2 separate regions of the Homo sapiens genome follow, and region 1 is linked to region 2. Evidence: chromatin loops called from intact Hi-C (ENCODE). Cell type or tissue: ascending aorta. All regions are shown on one strand. Links, peaks and the distances in the headings refer to the core of each region. The heading gives the core; the rest is flanking DNA.

The links. A loop is a pair of places that touch in the nucleus more often than their neighbours do. Peaks named below come from ENCODE experiments on the same cell type or tissue, not always from the same donor. Only the 100,000 strongest peaks of a DNase experiment are listed, where the experiment ranks them.
Region 1: it touches region 2 in a loop (2.4-fold over the local background); 13 of 110 quality-filtered maps call a loop at or near these places.

Annotation. Positions count from the first base shown.
Region 1 is chr17:7,849,130-7,854,129 of GRCh38, forward strand. KDM6B (lysine demethylase 6B) reads left to right here. Exons shown (of 24, transcript NM_001348716.2): 12 at 1-599; 13 at 692-818; 14 at 943-1,048; 15 at 1,892-2,097; 16 at 2,201-2,265; 17 at 2,349-2,420; 18 at 2,519-2,667; 19 at 2,822-2,936; 20 at 3,020-3,207; 21 at 3,366-3,507; 22 at 3,871-3,997; 23 at 4,081-4,251; 24 at 4,369-5,000. The coding sequence ends at 4,392. It overlaps LOC107987244 (a long non-coding RNA gene), which reads right to left and starts at 2,667. Exons shown (of 2, transcript XR_001752777.2): 1 at 2,328-2,667; 2 at 1,329-2,192. RefSeq lists enhancers at 1,730-2,694, 2,416-2,525, 2,582-2,876, 2,695-3,658, 2,856-3,085 and 1 more. In ascending aorta, for the core only: a CTCF peak has its summit at 2,820 (motif pointing left); a DNase peak (open chromatin) is centred at 2,792; H3K4me3 peaks cover 451 bases.
Region 2 is chr17:7,482,546-7,490,997 of GRCh38, forward strand. It overlaps SLC35G6 (solute carrier family 35 member G6), which reads left to right. Exons shown (of 2, transcript NM_001102614.2): 2 at 1-951. The coding sequence ends at 456. POLR2A (RNA polymerase II subunit A) reads left to right here and starts at 1,821. Exons shown (of 30, transcript NM_000937.5): 1 at 1,821-2,312. The coding sequence starts at 2,220. It also overlaps a transcript of ZBTB4 not described here. RefSeq lists enhancers at 760-1,029, 1,033-2,027, 1,120-1,169, 1,260-1,329, 2,028-3,021 and a silencer at 2,140-2,459. In ascending aorta, for the core only: a CTCF peak has its summit at 2,451; DNase peaks (open chromatin) are centred at 916, 1,426, 1,756, 2,206 and 2 weaker places; H3K4me3 peaks cover 4,329 bases; H3K27ac peaks cover 3,079 bases.

The sequences.
Region 1 (5,000 bases), core at 1-5,000, 370 kb after region 2:
GGGACTGAGCGACTGCTGCCCCCCGCACAGGCCAAGGAGGAGGCTGGCGGGGTGGCGGCAGTGTCAGGCAGCTGTAAGCGGCGACAGAAGGAGCATCAGAAGGAGCATCGGCGGCACAGGCGGGCCTGTAAGGACAGTGTGGGTCGTCGGCCCCGTGAGGGCAGGGCAAAGGCCAAGGCCAAGGTCCCCAAAGAAAAGAGCCGCCGGGTGCTGGGGAACCTGGACCTGCAGAGCGAGGAGATCCAGGGTCGTGAGAAGTCCCGGCCCGATCTTGGCGGGGCCTCCAAGGCCAAGCCACCCACAGCTCCAGCCCCTCCATCAGCTCCTGCACCTTCTGCCCAGCCCACACCCCCGTCAGCCTCTGTCCCTGGAAAGAAGGCTCGGGAGGAAGCCCCAGGGCCACCGGGTGTCAGCCGGGCCGACATGCTGAAGCTGCGCTCACTTAGTGAGGGGCCCCCCAAGGAGCTGAAGATCCGGCTCATCAAGGTAGAGAGTGGTGACAAGGAGACCTTTATCGCCTCTGAGGTGGAAGAGCGGCGGCTGCGCATGGCAGACCTCACCATCAGCCACTGTGCTGCTGACGTCGTGCGCGCCAGCAGGTGAGTCGGCTGCCTGCTTGCTTGTCCCGGAGACAGGCTCCCTTCCCCCATCACCCTGATGTTTCTGTCTTCATTCCACTGTCCTCCCGCAGGAATGCCAAGGTGAAAGGGAAGTTTCGAGAGTCCTACCTTTCCCCTGCCCAGTCTGTGAAACCGAAGATCAACACTGAGGAGAAGCTGCCCCGGGAAAAACTCAACCCCCCTACACCCAGCATCTATGTATGTGTGCCACTTGGCCTCAGAACCACCCCTGCCAGAGGGTTCTAAGACAGTGTTGGGGACTGCTGGGGTGCTCTGAGCCTGGGCCAGGGCTCTGACCCCAGCTCTCCTGGTCATGTCTCAGCTGGAGAGCAAACGGGATGCCTTCTCACCTGTCCTGCTGCAGTTCTGTACAGACCCTCGAAATCCCATCACAGTGATCCGGGGCCTGGCGGGCTCCCTGCGGCTCAGTGAGTATGGGGGGCAGAAAGTGTTAGGGAGGGCTACAAGGGTCTGGGGCATGTAGGACCCTCTGAGAAATCCCACACTTGAAGACTCATGACAGTGGCCGTGAGGAGTCCACTGAGTGATGGGTCTGCTGGCCTTGGGCTCTTCTCCCATCTGTCTGTCTCCAGCATTTGGCAAGGGAGAAGGGGCCATAGTCAGGGCCTGATTAGTCATTTCTGAATTTTTTGGTGATTAAGGAAGAGAATAATACAGATTTTAGAAAACCCCTGAAAATCTGTGATGTTGGGGCTCTCTCTCAGTCTTTTATTGCGCAGAATTTCAAACACATACAAAATTAGAGAAAGCTGTATAGAAATACAAAGGTCAATCTTGTCTCCTTTATACCTGTATGTTCTCCCTTCCCCACACTGAGTTATTTGAAGCACATTTCAGGCTTTCACTTGACTGAATCTTTAATCTTTAATTGGATCCAATGGTAACTCAAAGAAGCTGCTGTTTTGACTAGACTCCAAATGGGGAAAAAAGAAGCTGCCATTCATTGAGCACCTACTATGTGTCTGTCAGGTGCGGTGCACATGGCCACGCACACATCTGGGAACACTGGTCTAGGGGCTGAGTCCTTGAGCAGCTGCAGGAGAAAGAGGGCTGGTGAGGATGCAGATAGAGGCCAGCACTCCCAGCTTCCTGTGGGGCTAGGGCTCCTGCCTATTTCTTCTGGGCTGAGCTCTGCTAAACCTATGACCACCCTGTCAGAGCCAGAGGAGTAGGAAGGGAAAGGGTCGATTGGGTCCTCGGTCCCTATCCTCTGCCTCTGCCCCGACACCCTGCTCGGCCCTCCCTTCCAGACTTGGGCCTCTTCTCCACCAAGACCCTGGTGGAAGCGAGTGGCGAACACACCGTGGAAGTTCGCACCCAGGTGCAGCAGCCCTCAGATGAGAACTGGGATCTGACAGGCACTCGGCAGATCTGGCCTTGTGAGAGCTCCCGTTCCCACACCACCATTGCCAAGTACGCACAGTACCAGGCCTCATCCTTCCAGGAGTCTCTGCAGGTGAGATGAGAACGTGGCCAGAGGCAGGTCCTGGGACGGGGCTGCGGTGGGAGGGCTCTCGAAAGGTCTCTGACCCAGGCCTGCCTACCCTCTGGCTGAACAGGAGGAGAAGGAGAGTGAGGATGAGGAGTCAGAGGAGCCAGACAGCACCACTGGAACCCCTCCTAGGTACTGTGCAGGTGTGCCCCTTCTGTTCCTGCTTCCTTCCCCTCCCTCTGCTCTCCACCAACCTGTGCTCTTCGCCCCAGCAGCAGCGCACCAGACCCGAAGAACCATCACATCATCAAGTTTGGCACCAACATCGACTTGTCTGATGCTAAGCGGTCAGTGGGGCTGAGGCCAGGGAAGTTGGGGCAGGAGTGCTGCTAGGACCTCGTGGCGGGGGCGGGGTGTAGCCTCTCGTCGCACTTCCGCACCGCAGGTGGAAGCCCCAGCTGCAGGAGCTGCTGAAGCTGCCCGCCTTCATGCGGGTAACATCCACGGGCAACATGCTGAGCCACGTGGGCCACACCATCCTGGGCATGAACACGGTGCAGCTGTACATGAAGGTGCCCGGCAGCCGAACGCCAGGTGCGCTCCACGCCTGTGCGCGCTGATGCTGGAAGCGCGAGAGGAGGGGCTGGCGGCGGCGCTCAGCCGTCAGCCAATGAGGGCAGAGGGCGGGGCTATCGGGGATCGCAGTTCCGACCTGGCCAGCCATGCCGTTCTCTGTCGACCCCTGCAGGCCACCAGGAGAATAACAACTTCTGCTCCGTCAACATCAACATTGGCCCAGGCGACTGCGAGTGGTTCGCGGTGCACGAGCACTACTGGGAGACCATCAGCGCTTTCTGTGATCGGTGCGTGCCGTCCTGCGCAAGTCAGACTGCCGCGTCCCCGCCCTCGGTCCCCAGTTCCCACCTGACCTGTGGCCACCCCGCAGGCACGGCGTGGACTACTTGACGGGTTCCTGGTGGCCAATCCTGGATGATCTCTATGCATCCAATATTCCTGTGTACCGCTTCGTGCAGCGACCCGGAGACCTCGTGTGGATTAATGCGGGGACTGTGCACTGGGTGCAGGCCACCGGCTGGTGCAACAACATTGCCTGGAACGTGGGGCCCCTCACCGGTGAGAGGGTGGGGCAGGTGTTGGCGTGGTGTGGCGCCTCAGCGGCAAGGGCCTGGGAGGCTGGGGCTTGGAGAGCCGCCAGCAGTGAGGGAAGGGGCTTGGGCCTAGGTGTCTGGGGGCTGTTTGAGAGTCCTGTTGTGATCGCCTTTGGCCCGCAGCCTATCAGTACCAGCTGGCCCTGGAACGATACGAGTGGAATGAGGTGAAGAACGTCAAATCCATCGTGCCCATGATTCACGTGTCATGGAACGTGGCTCGCACGGTCAAAATCAGCGACCCCGACTTGTTCAAGATGATCAAGTGAGGACCCTATTTGGGTGGGAGCCCACCTCCACTGACTGGTCCCTTTTCTTGTTCTTCCTGTCTGACTCCACCCCATTTTTACCTCTCTCCATCCTTGTCTGCCTGTGCCCCGAGTGTTACTGTGTTGGGGAGGCTAACTAGGTCCTTGCTGTCATGACCTTTTCTAGTGGTCCAAATAGACAAAAGCCACAGGAAACTTCGCCTATAACAGATGCCCAGGACAGAGGATGTGACCTAGACATGAAGCGGGGAGGCCCCTAGGGGAGGGCCCTGGGGCTGCCCACCCCTCTGCCCTTGCTCCAGCCCTGCCTCAGGCCTCCTCCTTGCCGGTGGTCTCAACACAACCCCACTGCTCCCCAGGTTCTGCCTGCTGCAGTCCATGAAGCACTGCCAGGTGCAACGCGAGAGCCTGGTGCGGGCAGGGAAGAAAATCGCTTACCAGGGCCGTGTCAAGGACGAGCCAGCCTACTACTGCAACGAGTGCGATGTGAGTGGGCCGGCTCTGCTGCTCTCCCTGAGTGTCCACAGTGGCCCTCCCTCCCCCTGACTGCACTGTCCTCCCTGCCCCAGGTGGAGGTGTTTAACATCCTGTTCGTGACAAGTGAGAATGGCAGCCGCAACACGTACCTGGTACACTGCGAGGGCTGTGCCCGGCGCCGCAGCGCAGGCCTGCAGGGCGTGGTGGTGCTGGAGCAGTACCGCACTGAGGAGCTGGCTCAGGCCTACGACGCCTTCACGCTGGTGAGGGCCCGGCGGGCGCGCGGGCAGCGGAGGAGGGCACTGGGGCAGGCTGCAGGGACGGGCTTCGGGAGCCCGGCCGCGCCTTTCCCTGAGCCCCCGCCGGCTTTCTCCCCCCAGGCCCCAGCCAGCACGTCGCGATGAGGCCGGACGCCCCGCCCGCCTGCCTGCCCGCGCAAGGCGCCGCGGGGCCACCAGCACATGCCTGGGCTGGACCTAGGTCCCGCCTGTGGCCGAGAAGGGGGTCGGGCCCAGCCCTTCCACCCCATTGGCAGCTCCCCTCACTTAATTTATTAAGAAAAACTTTTTTTTTTTTTTTAGCAAATATGAGGAAAAAAGGAAAAAAAATGGGAGACGGGGGAGGGGGCTGGCAGCCCCTCGCCCACCAGCGCCTCCCCTCACCGACTTTGGCCTTTTTAGCAACAGACACAAGGACCAGGCTCCGGCGGCGGCGGGGGTCACATACGGGTTCCCTCACCCTGCCAGCCGCCCGCCCGCCCGGCGCAGATGCACGCGGCTCGTGTATGTACATAGACGTTACGGCAGCCGAGGTTTTTAATGAGATTCTTTCTATGGGCTTTACCCCTCCCCCGGAACCTCCTTTTTTACTTCCAATGCTAGCTGTGACCCCTGTACATGTCTCTTTATTCACTTGGTTATGATTTGTATTTTTTGTTCTTTTCTTGTTTTTTTGTTTTTAATTTATAACAGTCCCACTCACCTCTATTTATTCATTTTTGGGAAAACCCGAC
Region 2 (8,452 bases), core at 10-5,009:
TACACCGCCCTGGGCTATGGGCAGGCTTTCGTGGGAGGACTGGCGCTGTCCCTGGGGCTTCTGGTCTATCGTTCTCTGCACTTTCCCTCCTGCCTCCCAACAGTGGCCTTCCTATCTGGCTTGGTGGGGCTGCTGGGCTCTGTGCCAGGCCTCTTTGTGCTGCAGCCCCCCGTGTTGCCCAGTGATCTCCCGAGTTGGAGTTGTGTGGGGGCAGTGGGGATCCTCGCCTTGGTCTCCTTCACATGTGTGAGCTATGCGGTCACCAAGGCCCACCCTGCCCTGGTGTGCGCTGTCCTGCATTCCGAGGTGGTGGTGGCCCTTATACTGCAGTATTATATGCTCCATGAGACTGTGGCACCTTCTGACATCGTGGGGGCAGGGGTTGTGCTGGGCAGCATTGCCATCATCACAGCCTGGAACCTCAGCTGTGAGAGGGAAGGGAAGGTGGAGGAGTGAGATAGAACTTGGGAGCCCGGGGGTTGGGAGGGACAGGGATAAATAGAGGCAAAGACTGAAGACAAACATGGGAGGAGAAGTGACTGGAAAAGAACTGGTGTGGGAGAGGGATACCTCTCAGAGTCAAGGGTGACTTGGGGACTTGGTGGAGAGGGACTACCTGGAAGACCTGGGGCCAGCCTGGGACCAAGGGATGTGGAGACCAGGCTGGGTCCTGGAATCAGGGCATAACTAAGGGGTAAAGTCTGAGGAGCAGATCCAAACGGCTGAGGCAGGGAGGCCGTGGGCCACGGGGAGGACTTCACTCAGCAGCAAAGAGAAGAGCATTGGGGCTGGAGTGTTCCGGCAAAGACAGAGCCAGCAGCTGCGGTGGGGGAGGGGAGCGTGCCTCCCCACCCCTCCCCTCACGGCAAAGGTTTCCTTTCCTCGTGCTTGTGCCCCCCCCTTGGGGTGGTGACGTGACATTGACATCAAACAAGGATTACTCTGAATGTGGCTTGCAGTGGTGTCGTCTCTGCTTTGGAGGGAGAGTGGAAAGTCCTACGACCGTTCTCATTGGAGAACCCCTTGGGATCCCCGCCCCCCATTTTATTCCTGAAATATTCTACAAAGTGGAGGATTTCCTAATGTTCAGATGCCTTGACCCCAAATCCCCCAGGACTTTCGTGGCCCGCCCCATGGCTAATCTGCTTTTCTCGGATTGTCGCGGTCCCGTGATCTCTCCCGGACAGTGGCCACCCTCCTTCCAGAGCAGGCCTCCCAGCTGAAGTCTCTTCGAGAGGCTCAGGCCATGGATCTAGGATCATGGCTCGGTACAGCGCGGCATTACAGGCCAGGAGATGCCCACCCGTCTCCGGGGGCCGTTTGACAAACATCGGCTACTTCCGGACAAGCCACTGGTCCTGCCATCTTGGTTTGTTCATGCATATTCAGCAAGAGAACTGCATATTCATGAGCAACCGCCCTTCCCCGGGAGGACCCGCCCCGCCCCGCCGCCATTACCGATTCGCAGAGCAGACCATTTTCCAGCTGGGGGGGGCTACGAATGAGAGGCTTTTGCTGAAGATGAAACCGTTGTCCAAACTAGAATGAAAGCGGCCCAATTTTACCCTCGAGTCTTCAAACCTTAAGCCTCAGTGCAAAAGGGAGCAGCGAGGAGAGGCGGTGGGATTAAAGAAAAAAATTCTTCTCTCCCTGTCACTTCAAAAGGTCGCCCAACCAGCGAGCGGGGGGTTTACCCACGACTCTGGCTCGCACCCCTTGCGGGCCTGCGCAGGCGGCCCCGTAGCGCAAGGGAGGGCGGGAAAGGAAGGGGCGGGGACGCGAGGGCGAATCTATAAGAAGCGTCGTTCAGCGAGTTCGCTGCTCAGAAGCGCCGAGAGCGCGGCCGGGACGGTTGGAGAAGAAGGCGGCTCCCGGAAGGGGGAGAGACAAACTGCCGTAACCTCTGCCGTTCAGGAACCCGGTTACTTATTTATTCGTTACCCTTTTTCTTCTTCCTCCCCCAAAAACCTTTTCCTTTTCCCTTCTTTTTTTTTCCTTTTTGGGAGCTGAAAAATTTCCGGTAAGGGAAAGAAGGGCTCCTTTCGCTCCTTATTTCCCCGCCTCCTTCCCTCCCCCACCTTCCCCTCCTCCGGCTTTTTCCTCCCAACTCGGGGAGGTCCTTCCCGGTGGCCGCCCTGACGAGGTCTGAGCACCTAGGCGGAGGCGGCGCAGGCTTTTTGTAGTGAGGTTTGCGCCTGCGCAGCGCGCCTGCCTCCGCCATGCACGGGGGTGGCCCCCCCTCGGGGGACAGCGCATGCCCGCTGCGCACCATCAAGAGAGTCCAGTTCGGAGTCCTGAGTCCGGATGAACTGGTAAGCGGCTCTGTCCTCCCCTTCCCCCCTCCTCCCCTGGCGGGCGGGGCCGGACGGGGGCTGCGGAAACTTGGCGCTTTCTCGCTGCTTATGGGTGACGGGCCAGGAGCATGGCTCAGCAGCGCCAAGGCCGTGTAGGCGCCAGTCTCGGGCCTCCCAGAGTTATATTTTGCAAAGAGTTGAGCAGGCGTAGCGCTTTGTCCGAGATGGGGGGCTGGCTGGAGGGTGAGAAGGAGGGAGAGAAGGATGACTGATTTCACACTCCAGAGTTACCGACGTTAAAGGCGATCCGACGAATCCTAGGGAGTCTTTACAAGTTTGGTTAAGAAGCCAAACCCGGGTAGCTTCCTCCTCTTCTGTAATACAAATGTTAACTGAGCACCTGCTCTGTTGAAGACACAGGAGACTCGGGTTACAGAGGTGAACACGACAGACCAGGACCCTACCTTCAAGAGCACTGTCTGTGGGAAAGGGCAAGCAGTAAACATGAATACAATGAATGAATGAGATAATTCAGTTAATGGCATTTGTCTCGAATAGAGTGAAAAGGGGTAATCCCATGGAGAGTCACTGAGCTGGGGCTACTTTATTTTTTTATTTTTATTTTATTTTATTTTTTGAGACGGAGTCTTGCTCTGTCGCCCAGGCTGGAGTGCAATGGCACGATCTCGGCTCACTGCAATCTCCGCCTCCCGGGTTCAAGCGATTCTCCTGCCTTAGCCTCCTGAGTAGCTGGGATTACAGGCATGCGCCACCATGCCCCGCTAATTTTTGTATTTTTAGTAGAGGAGGGGTTTTGCCATGTTGGCCAGGCTGGTCTCGAACGCCTGCCCTGAGGTGATTCTCCCCCGTCTTTTTTTTTTTTTTTTTTTTTTTGAGACGGAGTTTCGCTCTTATTCCCCAGGCCAGAGTGCAATGGCTGAACTCCTGACTTCAGGTGATCCACCCGCCTCGGCCTCTCAAAGTGCTGGGATTACAGGCGTGAGCTACCGCGCCCGTCGAGGTGGGGCTACTTTAGATGGGATGGCGTCAGGGTCTGGGAAGGCCTATCTTAGAAGACATTACCCAAATGATGAGAGGCAGCCAGTCGTCGAAGCCATAGTTTGGATGGCGAGAGCTTTTCCGGCAGAGGAAATAGCAAGTGCAAAGGGCCTGAGGGAGAAATGAACTTGGGCTTGTCCTACAGGGTGAAAGGCGGCCGGTGTGGCTGAGGTTTAGTGGATGAGAGAAGAGTGTTACAGAAATAGGCTGGAGAAGCATGGGATATTGTATATTATGGTAAGGAGTCAGGACTTAATTCCATTTTCAGTAGGTAGTCGTTGACAATTATAAACAGAGTGACAGCACATTTGAAAAAACTACTGCTGTAGTTGCTCTATGAAGAACTGATGCGAGAGGAGGAGAGACCAGAGAGAGGAGGGCAGCCCTAGGGGAGAGCTATTGGTGACTTGGACTTTTTCCCTTGTGGCGCTAAGTAGAGGAGCCCACTGGCTGGAAAGAATGGAGTTAAGTGGCTGTTTGTGGATAGAGACCATTTTTGCTGGGAGAAAGTTCAGCTATGTCAGGAGTCAGAACGTCCTGACCTCACACCATACCACAGAATCAGTTCCAGATGAAGTTAAGACTTAAACCTAAAAAAACCCATAAAGCACTAGAAAAAAAATAGAAGGCTTTTGCAGGGCTGATACCAGAGACAGAAGTCCTTAATAGTAGTGAATTAATTATAGGCAAATTTTATGGAGTGCCTAAAATGAGCTAAACGTTATATATAAGGAAGACCAAGGCAGATTTCACTACATAAAAATAAGAGCCACTTCTGTTTATAGAGGCACTGTGGCAAAGCTGAAAAACAGATCAGGAAACAGTATTTGCAATTACGCAGACAAGGTTAAATTTATTGATGTACAAGGAACACAAATCAGTAAGGAAAGTACCTATCTACTAGAAAAATGGGTAAAGGAGATGAATAGGCAGTTCACAGAAATAGTGCAAATGGCCAACAAAGAGTAGACTTTCTAATAAAAAAAATCCAGATTAAAATAAAATTTTTTCTCATCTGATTTTTTTTCCCTGCTGGCAAAAATACTGGGAAATAGACGTGCTTATACATTGTTGGTAGAAAGATAGATTGGTATAACCTTTTTGGAGGATGGTCTGACAATTTTTTTTTTTTCGAGATGGAATCTCACTCTTGTTGCCCAGACTGGAGTGCAGTGGCACGATCTTGGCACACTGCAACCTCCACCTCTCGGGTTCAAGCGATTCTCCTGCCTTAGCCTCCCAAGTAGCTGGGATTACAGGCGTGTGCCACGATGCCTGGCTATTTTTGTATTTTAGTAGAGATGGGGTTTTGCCGTGTTGCCCAGGCTGGTCTTGAACTCCTGACCTCAGAGGACCCGCCCGCCTTGGCCTCCCAAAGTGCTGGGATTACAGGCATGAGCCACCATGCCCGGCCTCTGGTCTAACAATTTTATCAACCTTTTAATATGTAAATCATTTGATCAAGCATTACCACTTATAAAAATTCATCCTTAGGTTAAAAAAGCTTAATTATCCCCTCAATGATGCCCCTTTCCCAGTCTTGCATGGTTCATTAAATAGTTTCTCCATTCATCCATTTGCTCAGGCCAAAAATCTAAAAGCCATCTTTGATTCTCTTTCTCACAATCTCCACTTAGTCCATCTGCCAGAGTGTCAGTCCTACCTTTCAAAATATGCCTGGAATCCAGCCATTTATGACCATCTCCACCACCATGTCCCACCATATCCCACCCTACTGTCATCTTTCCTGTGGGGTGCTATAGAGCCCTAATTGGTCTTCCTACAGTTTGTAAGAACAGCTAGAACAGGCTAGAGAGATCTCTTCATCCCTTCCCTTCATAGAATCCTTTCCAGAGGTTTCAGGACTCCTTACTCTGACCTATAAAGTGCTGTTTTATCTGGCTCCTGCTTGCTTCTCCATCTCATTACTAGTCTCCTCTTTGCTTTTCTTGAACCACGCTGACTGCTTGCTCCTCTAACACTGCAAGCTTATTCCCACCTCAAGGACTTTATTATTCACTATTCCTCCTGCTTGGAACAACGTTGCTCAGACCTCTGCTCTGCATGCCTGTTCCTTTATGTCTGTATGTTCTGTGTTGAAATGGCATATCTTTTTTTTTTTTTGGACACGGGGTATCCCTCTGTCCCCCAGGCTGGAGTGCAGTGGCTCGATCCCAGCTCACTGCAGCCTCTTGGGCTCAAAAGATGCTCCCTGGCCAGGCTCAATCACGTCTGTAATCCCAGCACTTTGGGAGGCCAAGGTGGGCAGATAACGAGGTCAGGAGTTTGAGACCAGCCTGGCCAAAATAGTGAAACTCTGTCTTTACTAAAAATACAAAAATTAGCTAGGTGTGGTGGCACGCCTCTGTAGTCCCAGCTACTAGGGAAGCTGAGGTAGGAGAATCAGTTTAACCTGGGAGGTCGAGGTTGCATTGAGCTGATACTGTGCCATTGCACTCCAGCCTGCGTGACGGAGTGAGACTGTCTCAAAAAAAAAAAAAAAAAGGCCAGGCGCGGTGGCTCACACCTGTAGTCCCAGCACTTTGGGAGGCTGAGGCGGGCGGATCACGAGGTCAGGAGATCGAGACCGTCCTGGCTAACACGGTGAAACCCCGTCTCCCCTAAAAATACAAAAAATTAGCAGGGCGTGGTGGCAGGTGCCTGTAGTCCCAGCTACCTGGGAGGCTGAGGCCGGAGAATGGCGTGAACCCGGGAGGTGGAGCTTGCAGTGAGCCGAGATTGCGCTCCTGCATTCCAGCCTGGGCAACAGAGCGAGACTCCGTCTCAAAAAAAAAAAAAAAATGCTCCCACCTCAGACAGACCCCCAACCCCCACCTCAGTAGCTGGGACAACAGGCTCATACCACCATGCCTAATTTTTAAATTTGTTGTAGAGATGGGTTCTCACTATGTTACCTAGGCTGGTGAACTGGGCTCAAGCGATCCCCCTCCTCTGCCTCCCAAAGTGCTGGGATTCCAGGCATGAGCCACTGCGCCTGGCCGATGTCATATCTTTAGGAGCGCTTCCCTGACCACTCTGTTTAAATAGCATCCCCCGCCCTTCCCTTGTTTTCTCTGATCATTCTCTGCTATATTTTCCTTCACAGCCTGTCACTCCAGAAAGGATTAGTTTTTCTGTTTCTTGCTTCCTTGCTAGAGAATGAATTTCATGAGGGACTTTGTCTGTGTTATTCATGTTCCCTTAGTATCTCAGGTAGTGCCTGGCACATGATAGACATGTAATAAAAATTAGTTGAATAAACAAGTGAATGAAATAATTGGGCAAATATGCATAGATAATGTAGAAGGACTTTTATTGCAACATTGTTTGAAAGTGACAATTATAAATTACTCGGTATTTACTAATAGGAATCCTGTTGAATAACTTAGGGTGTATTCTTACAATGTAATAGAGGAACTTCCCAATAAGGTCCCACACTGTGCTGATGCCCTGAGACACTGTGGCACACGGTGGGCACAGTGAGGTATTTTAAATTTCCAAGAGAAACACAGGTACATTTGTCAGATACCCTGGAACTCCTAGTTCCTGGTAGTTCTGTTTCAACATTAGATGGTGCCAAATCCCTTTCTATAATGTCATATTTTTGTGAAACTGGGTTTTTAGCAGTTGCTAAGTACAGGCAAAAATCAGTTTGTAGAAGAAATAAAGGTGGTGCTGTTTAGTCTGATTCCAAGGTTTGAGAGGTGCAGTGCCTAACAGGCGCCATAAGTGAGTGAGATGGTTATTTGGTAAAGAAATAAAAATGTTATTTTGTTTTAATATATTAATAGTATTTTCAACTTGTGTGTATTTTCTCAAATGGCTAGTAAGTTCCTAGGACATAAATGCTTAAGTTGTTTGGGTCTAGGTGCTTAATAAATTGCTGTCTTTTCTTGGAAAGATGGAGTCTTGCTCTGTTGCCTAGGCTGGAATGCAGAGGTGAGATCTCAGCTCACTGTAACCTCTGCCTCCTGGGTTCAAGCTACTCTCCTCCCTCAGCCTCTCAAGCAGCTGGGATCACAGGCATCCGCCACCATGCCCGGCAATTTTTGTATTTTTGGTAGAGACAGGGTTTCACCACATTGGCCAGACCGGTCTCAAACTTCTGACCTCAAGTGATCTGCCCACCTTGGCCTCCCCAAGTGCTGGGATTGCAGGTGTGAGCCACCGCGCTCGGCTGTGGCTCTCTTTTGACCTAGTAAGTGCTGTGAGAGTTACTGAAATGGTAAGGGCACTGTGGGCTGTTGATAATGTTAGGGAATCTATGGATAAATGAAAAAGTTACTCAGAAGTATGCAGAGTGAAGGCCTTATGTTAAAGTGGGAACGTATTTACGGTTTTTTTAAAGCATGAAAAAAAATGCATGCCGTGGCTCATGCCTGTAATCCCAGCACTTTCGGAGCCTGAGGCAGGAGGATCATTTGAGGCCAGGAGTTCAGGACCAGCCTGGGCAACACAGCAAGACCCTATCTCAATTTAAAAATAATAATAACAAATGGGCTGAGCACGGTGGCTCACTCCTGTAATCCCAGCACTTCGGGAGGCCAAGGTGGGCAAATCCCCGAGGGTCAAGAGTTCAAGACCATCCTGTCCAGCCTAGTGAAACCCCGTCTGTACTAAAAATATAAAAAGCAGCTGGGTGTAGTCGTGGGTGCCTGTAATCCCAGCTACTTGGGAGGCTGAGGCATATGAACCACTTGAACCTGGTAGGCGGAGGTTGTACTGACCCAAGATGGAATAATAACAAATAAAAGTATGGGACACTGTTGACAAAGCTCTACCAGAGTCATCTCTGGGGTGTAGGATTGTTGGGCTTCGATAGTGCTCTGCATGTCTTGCAGTTTATACGATGTCTGTATTTTGAGGGACCAACAGACGGTTCAATTTTGGGTAGAAGGATGGGTGAGGGTGAGTAAGGTGCCTCTTGTTGTGAAACAGGTGGTATTTTAGGCTAAAATGTTTTACAGAAGTCTTAGGGGTCAGAGTGTATGGAGGTACGGAGGGGTCTTTGAATTGGCTTTGAGATAGAGCTGTTGTCCTTGCTGTTAGAAGATGGATTTAGATGTTGCTAGGTGAGGGGAAGGTTACAAGGCGGGTTG